Regions from separate parts of the Homo sapiens genome. Here region 1 is linked to region 2. The links are chromatin loops, found by intact Hi-C in ENCODE. Cell type or tissue: OCI-LY7. All regions are shown on one strand. Each heading gives the region's core, and the rest is flanking DNA. Links, peaks and the distances in the headings are about the cores only.

Region 1 (5,376 bases), core at 177-5,176, 150 kb after region 2:
GGTGAGGAACAAGTACAATAAGGGATAACCTTGGTGGGGTGGGGTAGCCAGGTAGGGAATCTGGGCCAAGTCAGCCAGCAGAGTGAACTTTGGGGCTCACAACCCCAAAGGCAGGGAGCTGAGCACTGAGGCAGAGACAGGCCACTTTGGGGCCAAAAGCAGGGCTTGGGGCTAGCCCTGGGTCCACTTGAGGATGCTTAGCCCCAGGACCAAGCCTTGCTCCCAAGCTGTTCCCTGTCATCGTCACTGGCAGGCCCTGGACACTGCATGGAGGGCTTCCTGGAGGAGGCCTGCAGGAGTGAGCCAGTTGGGTGCAGCAGGATGGGCATGTGGTGGGGTCCACTTCCCAGGATCCTTTAAGGAAGGCTGATCCCTCCCAGAACACAGCGTAGCTCAGCCCTCCCTTGGCCCCCCAGGGGCATTACTCACTGTCTTTGTCTGTAGGCGGCTGCAGGGAGTAGAGGGCGCCCTGGGGGCTGTTTGGTGAGGGGCCTGGGTTGCCTGCTGGGCCGGGTGGTCCTGGGGGGCCGGGGCGCCCCATCTCTCCAGGAAGCCCACGGGGCCCTGGAGGCCCCAGGAGCCCTGCAATGAGGAAAAGAACAGTCACTGTGGCAGCCGGAGCCTGGCGGGTGGCTGCAACTTACAAATGGGGAAACTGAGGCCTTGAAAGAAACAGGGTTGGTCAGGGGCCCACAGGCAGTCAGTGGTGACCTCCGATCCACAGTCTTCCTTGGGGGTGTCCTGGGGTGTAAATGAAATGGGCTTCCCTTCCCAGCCCAGTCCAGAGGGGACACTTAGTGGCAGCTTGGGAGGGTGAGGGGGGCAGGGACGGTGAAATCAGCAAAGGCTCTGGCCAGAGGCCCATTGGTCCCTCCCAGGGACTTCAGCCCTGTGGCAGGAACACCAAGTATAAGCCACCATCCTGGGCTGGCCCTGTACCTGCTGAACCAGGGGTCCTTCCCCGGCAGGACCCAGGAGGAGTTGAGAGGGTGGTCTCTGGAGGTGTTTAAATGGCTGAGAACTGCTCCTGGCCCCTGACAGCCTCGATGCTCATGCCTGTACCCGAAGCCCCTGAAGACCCTGTTTTGGCCAGGTGTTGTGGCTCACCCCTGTAATCCCAGCACTTTGGGAGGCCAAGGCAGGCAGGTCACCTGAGGTCAGGAGTTCAAGACCAGCCTGGCCAACATGGTGAAACCCTGTCTCTACTAAAAATACAAAAATTAGCCAGGCATGGTGGCAGGCACCTGTAATCCTAGTTACTCAGTAGGCTGAGGCAGGACAGTTGCTTGAACCTGGGAGGTGGAGGTGTCAGTGAGCTGAGATTGTGCCACCGTGCTCCAGTCTGGGCGACACAGCACAAGACTCCATCTCAAAAAAAAAAAAAAAAAAAAGCCAGGTGAGGTGGTGGCTCACGCCTGTAATCCCAGCACTTTGGGAGGCCAAGGTGGGTGGATCATCTGAGGTCAGGAGTTCGAGACCAGCCTGACCAACATGGTGAAATCCTGTCTCTATTGAAAATACAAAATTAGCCAGGTGTGGTGGCGCATGCCTGTAATCCCAGCTACTCAGGAGGCTGAGGCAGGAGAATTGCTTGAACCCGGGAGGCAGAGGTGGCAATGAGCCGAGATGGCATCACTGCACTCCAGCCTGGACAACAGAGCGAGACTCCCTCTCAAAAAATTAAAAAAAAAAGACCCCGTTTTTCTGGTACCCAGCAAGATCAGGGCTGTGGGTGCGTGGGACACCTCGCCTGTTCCAGTAGAGAAGAAAGCCCAGCCCCTTCCGCAGGTTGACAACATCACATATGTGGGGGGTTTTCTTACCAGGCGGCCCCGCTGGACCCTTCTCTCCTGTCTGGCCTCGGTCACCTTTAGACCCGGGGGGGCCTGCAGGCCCTGGTGGTCCTGTCTGCCCCGGGGGCCCTGGGGAGAGAAGGAGACAGGGCATCAGAACATGGTGGACCCCCAGCCTCCAGTGGCTCCAGGCCTGGCCCCCTGGGCTGTCAGCCTACGTTCCCCCAGGAGCCCTGCCTACCTGGGACTCCCTAAACAGGCAAAGGCACTCACATCACCTTGGAGCTGGTTATTACAACTTACAAACCAGCTTTGCACTTACAAACATCTATGATTCTAAGAACTGCTTTCGTTCCCATTTTCAATGTGGGGAAACTGAGGCTCAGGAAGGTTGGTCCCTTGCCCAAGCTCACACAGCCAGGCTGCAGATGAAGTTGCTTAGCTCCAGGTCCCTCTCTCACACCCTGCTGTCTCTCTGCTTAGGGTCAAGAACCGGGCTTGTGGCAAAGTGCTCCCCAACAGGTGGCCTCCGAGGAGGCCCCAGGAGGTCCTGAAGGATGGATCTTCCCAGCTACAGATCTCTAAACCCCAAGGGTGGACAAGGAGATGGAGAGGTAAGGCTTGCTGTGTGGCCAGGGGACAGCCTTTTCTCCCTCTGGCCCAGAGAGGATGCTGAAAAATGTTTGCTCAGCACCTTAGGAGGCTGAGGCAGGAAGATCACTTGAGCCCAGGAGTTTGAGACCAGCCTGGGCCACATAGTGAGACCCCATCTCTACAAAAGATACAAAAGTTAACCGGGCATAGTGGTGCACGCCTGTGGCCCCAGCTACTGGGGACGTTGAGGTGGGAGGATGGCTTGAGCCCAGGAGGTCTGGGCTGCAGTGAGCTATAATCACACCACTGCATTCCAGCTTGGCTTACAGAGCGAGACCGTCTCAGAAAAAAAAAAAAAGTTTGCTGATCTGATGAAGGGACCTGCACTGAGTCTTAGGGCCCTTTGCACTCTGCCTGCATGGGACTGTGGTATGGTGGGGAGGGCCTGGCTGGGGGCTGCTGGCCTCGGAAGAGCCCCACCTGCGCTCTGGAATCCAGGTTGGCTGCAGGTGTCACCATGTGTAGAGTGTGTGCCCCACCTGGTGGCCATTCTTGAAACTGCATTTTCCCCTGGTTGGAAAGGTCTTGCCAGGCATGCGCTTTCGTGGGCCTGGGTCCCCGGTGGGATGGGAAGCCCCTCCTCCTCCATCCCCCAAGAAAGATCTGAAGAATGTGGGCATGAGGTAACGCTCTGGGGGTGAGACCTTAGGGACAGCGGCTCGAGGGGTAGGCCGGGGGCCAGAGTGAGAGAGGTCCCCCTTCCCGTAGGAGACCTGAGCTCGGCCCTCCTCCCGCAGCCTTCAGTCCCTTTCCAAGAATGCAGGATACCCTACTCTCCTTCCCCGGCCCTGGGACTGGCCACTGGAGGCCACCTGTGTCATGCATCTCTCCTCCCTGCTCTGCCCCTGCTCCCCAACCCAGCATCAGAATAGACACTCAGAACAGAGGGCAGAGGGAGAGCGCCCCCTCCAAAGGGCTCTAAGGGCAGAGAATCATGGAGGCAAAATGCCCCCAGCTTGCTGGCTTGCTGGGTGACCCCAGGGGTGTCACTTAACTTCTCTGAGCCTCAGGTGTCTCCCCTGTAACCTCAAGGCTTCCAAGCTTTGTGTGAAGATTAAGAGTGATATCTGTAGGCTGGGTGCGCTAGCTCACACCTGTAATTCCACACTTTGGAGGCCGAGGCGGGTGGATCACTTGAGGTCAGGAGTTTGAGGCCAGCCTGGCCGACATGGTGAAACCCCGTCTCTACTAAAAATACAAAAATTAGGCTGCGTGTGCTGGCTCACACCTGTAATCCCAGCACTTTGGGAGGCCAAGGAGGGCAGATCATTTGAGGTCAGGAGTTCAAGACCAGCCTGGCCAACATGACAAAACCCCTTCTGTATTAAAAATGCAAAAAGTAGCGGGGCTTGGTGGTGCGTGCCTGTAATCCCAGTTATTAGGGAGGCTGAGGCAGGGGAATCCCTTGAGCCCAGGAGGCAGAGGTTGCAGTGAGCCGAGATCACGACACTGCACTCCAGCCTGAGTGATAGAGTGAGACTCCATGTCAAAAAAAAAAATTATATCTGTATTTGAAATATTTTCATATCTGATATGAAAATATTTAATAACTGGCACAGTGCAGATCCTGACCACTCATGGTAGACCTCAGCCTTCAACCCCTGGATTCAGCCTTATAGACAGGTGTTGTTTGCTAAATGTCCTCCAGGATAAAGCCCCACCTCAGTGTCTGGCAACCAGGAGGGCTTCATCGATTGCAACTATGATTATTACAATTGTGATTAAAGCAAAGGTAATTACAGCCCCAGGTGGCAGAGCCCAGACCAGTAGGTAGAATCTGCAGAGGGAAAATTCTTCCCCTTAACTTTAAAATGTGGCCAGGGCCAAGCATGGTGGCTCACACCTGTAAATCCCAGCACTTTGGGAAGCCGAGGCATGAGGATTGCTTAAGGCCAGGAGTTTGAGACCAGCCTGGCAACGCAGTGAGACCTCGTCTCTACTAAAAATTAAAAAAAAAAAAAAAAGCCAAGTGTGGTGGTGTGCACTCGTAGTCCCAACTACTTGGGAGGCTGAGGCAGGAGGATCACCTGAGCCTCGGAGATGAAGGCTGCAGTGAACTATGATCATACTACTGTGCTCCAGCCTCAGTGACAGAGCAATACATTGTCTCAAAATAAAATAATAAAATAAAATAAAATTGTAAAAGTGTGGCAGGAAGGCAGGGGGGCAGATGTCCTCCAATTCCAGCCAGAGAGTTCAGAGAGCAAACCCCAGAAAGAGGTGGGAAGCAGTAAGTTCCTGCTCCCTGGCCAGGCAGAATGCTGCAAAATTGAACCCAGCAAGGCTGGGCTGGGGGCCATAAGTGCAGAAGCCAAGGAGCAGGGCAGATACTGAAGACAGTAGCTGAGCTGTAAGACAATAGGGAATGGTGGGGACTGCGGCAAACTGCACAGCCTGGACTGGACCTACAGTGGCAACCCAGTAGCTGGTTGTTTCCATGAGGGACTGCCAGCCCTGATGGCCAATTTTCTCATTTTTATTTTTATAATTTTTTGTAGAGACAGGGTCTCACTATGTTGCCCAGGCTGGTCTTGAGCTCCTGGCTTCATGCAATCCTCCCACCTCAGCCTTCCAAAGTGCTGGGATTATAGGTGTGAGCCACTGCACCTGCCCAAGATCATCTATTTTTTTGAGACAGGGTTTCACCCCGTCTTCCAGGCTGGATTGCAGTGGCATGATCTTGGCTCACTACAGCCTCCACCTCCCCAGCTCAAGCAATTCTCATGCCTCAGCCTTAGGAGTAGCTGGGATTAATCATGCTGGGCTAATTTTTGTATTTTCAGTAGAAATGGGGGTTTTACCATGTTGCCCAGGTTGGTCTCGAACTCCTGACCTCAAATGATCCACCTGCCTTGACCTTCCAAAGTGCTAGGATTACAAGCATGAGTGAGCCACTATGCTCGGCCAGATGGTCTACTTTTTTTTTTTT
Region 2 (5,376 bases), core at 16-5,015:
CTGGGCAACAGAGCAAGACCCTGTCTCAAAAAAAAAAAAAAAGAAAAGAAGTAGTAGTGTGAAGGTATGTATGATATGCATGTGCCTTCTCTTTCTTTCTGTCTCTCTCTCTCTCTCTCTCTCCAGCACATGCTACTCTGTGCCCACCCACCCCAGCCCATGGTTGTATTAATGAAACTCAAAGAAGCACTCAGGGCTACACCGAGGTAGGGCAGAGCAGGGGCTGAACCTGGATCCAACTCCCAAGTGTAGGACTTGCTCTGTGAAGCCTTCTTGGGGGCACTTTCCAGAATGTCCCCCAGCACCTATGGCTCTCAGCCTGAGACCCTGAGAGGTAGATGCCAGTGGGTTTTGGGGTTCCTGGGGGCTGCCTGGACTGGCCCGGCCTGACCCAGCTCAACTTACCCCTAGGTGCTCTGGGGCATTCATTATGGGTGACACTGTCCTGGTGCCTGGAGGGCAGAGCTTTCTGGGTTACCCAAGCCAGGTGATGACAGACGGGGTCTGTCCCCAGGGATGTGTCCACAGGAGAGAATGGCTTTAGCTGCATGCTGGGAGCGGCTTCTGGACTGTTCTCAGAAGCGTGGGGCCCTGTGCAGGGCATCTTGGCACTGAGTCACCCTCTCTCCCAGCTGCAGTCCGCAGCGGCACTTTGCCCTACCACTTAAGTACATGCATGCACTCATGCATGCGTGTGTGTGTGTGTGTTTTAAATTCATTGCTTTTGGTCTTCCTTTTATTTTCTTTCTCTTTTTAGAGACAGGGCCTTGCTTTGTCACCCAGGCTGGAGTGCAGTGGCACAATCACGGTTCATTGCAGCCTCCACCTCTTGGGCTCAAGCAATTCTCCTGCCTCGGCCTCCTGAGTAGCTGGGACAACAGGCACACGTCCCCATGCTGGGCTAATTTTTACATTTTTAGTAGCGATGAGGTCTCACTATGTTGCCCAGGCTGGTCTCAAACTCCTGGGCTCAAGCGATCTGCACCCCCTTGACTTTCCAAAGTGCTGGGATTACAGGCACAAAACACCGCACCCAGCCTTCTTTTCTTTTATGAATATAGTGACAGATCTTGGTTGGTGTCTAGTCTCTTCTGGTTTGCTGTGTGACTCTGCACTAGTCACTTGGCCTCTCCGGGCCATAGTTTTATCATCTGCCCTAAATGCCCTTTGAAAAGTTTCTTTGTAAATGGGGTGTTTGGGGCGTGCTACAGGCTGCCGATGGACCAGCATCGTGGTGGTGGTGGGCTCTCAGCTCTTCCTTCACCTGGCTGAGTTCACTATTGTGTCTGAGCCCGGGACCATGGGAGGCTCTGATGCCAGTTTCCTGAGGCTGGGACCCAACCGAAGCCTCCACTTAGGGATCAATCAGGGAGGGCTTCCTGTAGGAGTTGATGCCAGAGTGGGCCCTGGTGAGGCTGGGGAAACACCTTTCCCGGCAGGACGATCAGCCATTGCAAAGACCAGAAGGCAGCTGTAGGACAGTGGGAGTCTCAGAGGGACAGAGGTAGGGCATAGAGTCAGGGACGTCTGAGCGTGGCCCAGTCACTCTGCCTCAGGGTTTAGTTTTGGGCTGGGAAGGAGCTGGAAGGGCTCATTGTGGTCAGAGTTGGGGCACCCCAGGGCATGGCAAGGGCATCTGCCAGACCTGGGTTCCAACCCTGCCTTGGCCATCCACCCCCATGTGACCTTGGGCTTTGAGCCCATCTTCCTCGTTGGTAAAACGTCTAATAGACATGTTGGGAGGAGTAAATTAAAGCAGCTCCTTGCTCCTGGTACAGTTGGGGTCTGCCCCTTGCCCCCTTGGTTTTGGGGTAGTGGCACCCTTGAGCCTTCTCACTCTCACACGGGGCCCTAAAAACCACTACCCCCAAACTGAGGGAGAAAACGCCTAGGCGAGGAACTATCCTGGAAGGATGTGAAGAGGAACTATCCTGGAAGGATGTAAGTGAGGGTGCACCCTCACTTAGGGAGCACCGCCTGGGCCAGGCCTTCTGCCTGGCACTCAGCATGCCACCCTCCCTTACTCCGTGGACTGGGATTCTCCTGGGTGGCCCCTCCCTCCCCACGGTTGATTCCTATTCGTCCACTTTGTCCTGCGTCCCAGAGGCATGGACAGGCCGTGCACTCCAGGTCTCCTGCTGAGGGACCGGAGAGGCCCCTGGGACCACGGGAGCTGCCGAGGGCTAAGGATGCCAGGGGTGGGGAGGGAGGGTGGTGGAAGGGTTCCCGGGTGCGTGTTTGAGCTTTGGGGCGAGGCTGGGGCCCGGGGAGTGAGGACCTGGGGAGTGGAGACCCGGTTGGTGGCAGCGCGGCCCCTCCGGTCTATCCCGATCCTCGTTAGCGCGGCGCCACCTAGCGGCGCCCGGGGGAAGCGGCGGCTCGACCTCGTCCAGAGCGCCTCGTGGGGTCCGGAGTTCCCCGTGCTTCTGCTGCGCCCTCGGGGAGCGAACGACGGGCAGGGGGGACAGGAAGGGGCCGCCCTGGCCTCGGCCAGAGGAGCAGGAGGCGAGGGCAAGGCTGTAACTCCTGACACCTAAGGGCCTGGATGCCCGGGGGAAGAGGCGGGAGGAACGAAGTCAGGGCTGACTCAGCCCTGACCTTGGACCTGACCTTGACCCCAGGCCCTGTAGTTTGCTTCCTTAACCCCAGTTTCCATGAACAGAAGCCTCCACTTAGTCCCATCAGGGAGGTCAAGGGGGAGGCAAGAGAGGAGGGATGTCCAGCCTGGGCAGGGAAGAAGGTCAGCCCTGGGAGTGCAGCAGGGGGGTGGCGGGGGCTGGGTAGGGTGGGCTCAGGGTGCACTGGGAGGGACAGGGGACAGGAGGCACAGGCTGTGGGTCGCAGGCCCAGGATGGGCTGCGGGGTGGGACCTGTGGCAGAGGATCCCAGAAGGCAGTGAGGCCAGGGCTGCAGGGTCTCCTGTCCACCCAATAGGACCCCACCCTGGTTCCTTACAAGTAGGAGGTCCCCAAGCCATTGCCCATATCCTGACCCCCTGTCCTGCAAGCCACAGCCTCTTCCTCCCTCCCCTGTCACTGAAGGACCAACCAGGAATACAGTGTTTAAGTCAAGCAGAATGGACACATCTTTAGGGAGCCCAACGGTGGGGTGCCAGGGTCTGAATGGCGCTGTGTGTAGGGGGGTTATATGCTCGGCTCCCAAGCCTGGGGCAGGTCATTCTGGCTCTGCCCAGATTCCACGCTGACTTTGGGCAGACCAGCATCTTCCCCAGCAAAAGGCCCTGTGGCATGGGGAAATTCCTGCGCATGAAGCTGGAGATGCACGGTCTATGGGTGAGTGGACCCCAGTACTACGGTGGAACCCCCAATACTGCAGGGGCACCTCAGTGCAAGGCAAGGCCGTGCACACCTGTCGTAGGACACTGAGAGACATTAGCGTAGTGATGATGCCTATGTGTGTATGTGTGTGGTCTATGTGAGTACAGCTCTGTGTGTTAGTGTATGTGTGTGCATCTGGTGTGTGACTACATGTCTGTGTGTGCGTGTTTGTGTGTGTCTCTGTGTGTTAGTGTGTGTATTCATTTGAATGTGTAAATACATGTCTGTGTGTAAGTGTGACTCTGTGTGAATGTCTGTGTGTGTCTTTGCGTTAGTGTGTATGTGAATGCATGTCTGTGTGTGCCTGTGAGTATGTATCTGTATGTCAGTGAGTGTATATGTGAATGCATGTCTGTGTGTGTACGACTGTAGTGTGTGTGTGTGAATGTGTGTCTGTGTGACTAGGGGGTTGGAGGGTGTGAGTGGAGCTCTGGGCAGAGTGGTCCCTGTGGCTGTACAATTTGGAAAATGCCCTCTATGCCCTGCCCACCTCCCTGGGGCAGGGGGTGCCGTCCTATTTCCCTGGTGAAGCCTGCAAATTCCTCCTGGTGTAGGGGGTCCCCTTCTCTCCTCTACCTCCCCTCCACGTCTTGCCCACAACCCACAGTCCTGCTCTTTGCAGATGCCCTCTTGGGCTGTGTCTGCTGAGGGGGGCTCGGGGCCACCCTACTTCGTGACTTCAGCCTGAGAATCTTTTTATTTATTTATTTTATTATTTTTTTTTCTGAGACTGAGTCTCACTCTGTTGCCCAGGTTGTAGTGCAGTGGCATGATCTCGGCTCACTGCAGCCTCTGCCTCCCGGGTTCAAGCAATTGTCCCGCCTCAGTCTCCCGAGTAGCTGGAATTACAGGCATGCGCCACCATGCCCAGCTAATTTTTGTATTTTTAGTAGAGACGGGGTTTTGCCATGTTGGCCAGGCTGATCTTGAACTCCTGACCTCAGGTGATCCATCTGCCTTGGCCTCCCAAAGTGCTGGGATTACAGGCATGAGCCACTGTGCCTGGCCCAGCCTGAGTCTTGTATAAGGAGATTCAGGTGGAAAACAACGAGGACATAAAGCTATGTGGTGGTGCTTTAAAAATCAAAATGTGGGCCTGGCGCGGTGGCTCATGTCTGTGATCCCAGCACTTTGGGAGGCCGAGGGGGGCGGATCACCTGAGGTCAGGAGTTTGAGACCAGCGTGAGTAACATACCAAAACCCTAGCTGTACAAAAAATTTAAAAAATCAGCCGGATGTGGTGGCACGTGCCTGTGGTCCCAGCTACTTAGGAGGCTGAGGCAGGAGAATGACTTGAGCCCTGGAAGTCAAGGCTATAGTGAGCTGTGGTTGCGCCACTGCATTCCAGCCTGGGCCACAGAGTGAGAACCCCATTTCTAAATAGATAAATAAATAATAAGAAAAAGCCAGGTGTGGCCGGGAGTGCTGGCTCACCCCTGTAATCCTGGCACTTTGGGAGGCTGAGATGGAAGGTCAGGTGTTTGAGATCAGCCTGCCCAACATGGTGAGACTCCATCTCTATTAAAATACAAACATTAGGTGGGTGTGGTGACGGGCACCTGTAATCCCAGCTATTCAGGAGGCTGAGGCAGGAGAATCACCTGAACCTAGGAGGCGGAGGTTGCAGTGAGCCAAGATTGCGCCACTACACTCCAGCCTGGGCCATACAGCGGGACTCTGTCTTAAACAAACAAATAATTAATTAATTAATTAATTAAATGAAAAAGCCAGGTGCATGAGGATTCTCGTGTTTTTTTTCTGCTGTGTCTGGGGCCTGGAGAAGTCCAGAACGTGCGGCTCCAGAACCGAACAAGGAGAAATAGAGACCTGGTTTCTCAGTGGGAATCTTGGATCCTTAAGGTTCCCTCGCTGTTCGTTTTTTTGTTGTTGTTTTGTTTTGTTTTGTTTTTTGTTTGTTTGTTTTTTGAGATGGAGTCTCACTCTGTTGCCCAGGCTAGAGTGCAGTGGTGTGATCTTGGCTCACTGCAGCCTCTGCTTCCTGGGTTCAAGCGATTCTCCTGTCTCAGCTTCCCGAGTA

Evidence for each region. Peaks named below come from ENCODE experiments on the same cell type or tissue, not always from the same donor. Only the 100,000 strongest peaks of a DNase experiment are listed, where the experiment ranks them.
Region 1: a loop joins it to region 2, with 3 times the contacts of the local background. A loop is called at or near these places in 20 of 110 quality-filtered maps.

What each region holds. Positions count from the first base shown.
Region 1 is chr7:101,540,544-101,545,919 of GRCh38, reverse strand. COL26A1 (collagen type XXVI alpha 1 chain) reads right to left here. Exons shown (of 13, transcript NM_001278563.3): 6 at 1,824-1,922; 7 at 430-582. Among named protein-coding and RNA genes, the nearest start is that of LINC01007, 26 kb to the left of the region's middle. RefSeq lists a silencer at 2,818-3,112 and an enhancer at 3,126-3,794. In OCI-LY7, for the core only: CTCF peaks have their summits at 2,746 and 2,948 (motif pointing left); a DNase peak (open chromatin) is centred at 2,909.
Region 2 is chr7:101,685,476-101,690,851 of GRCh38, reverse strand. No RefSeq gene overlaps it. Among named protein-coding and RNA genes, the nearest start is that of MYL10, 59 kb to the right of the region's middle. RefSeq lists a silencer at 2,171-2,300. In OCI-LY7, for the core only: CTCF peaks have their summits at 2,159 and 2,368 (motif pointing left); a DNase peak (open chromatin) is centred at 2,351; H3K4me3 peaks cover 239 bases; H3K27ac peaks cover 418 bases.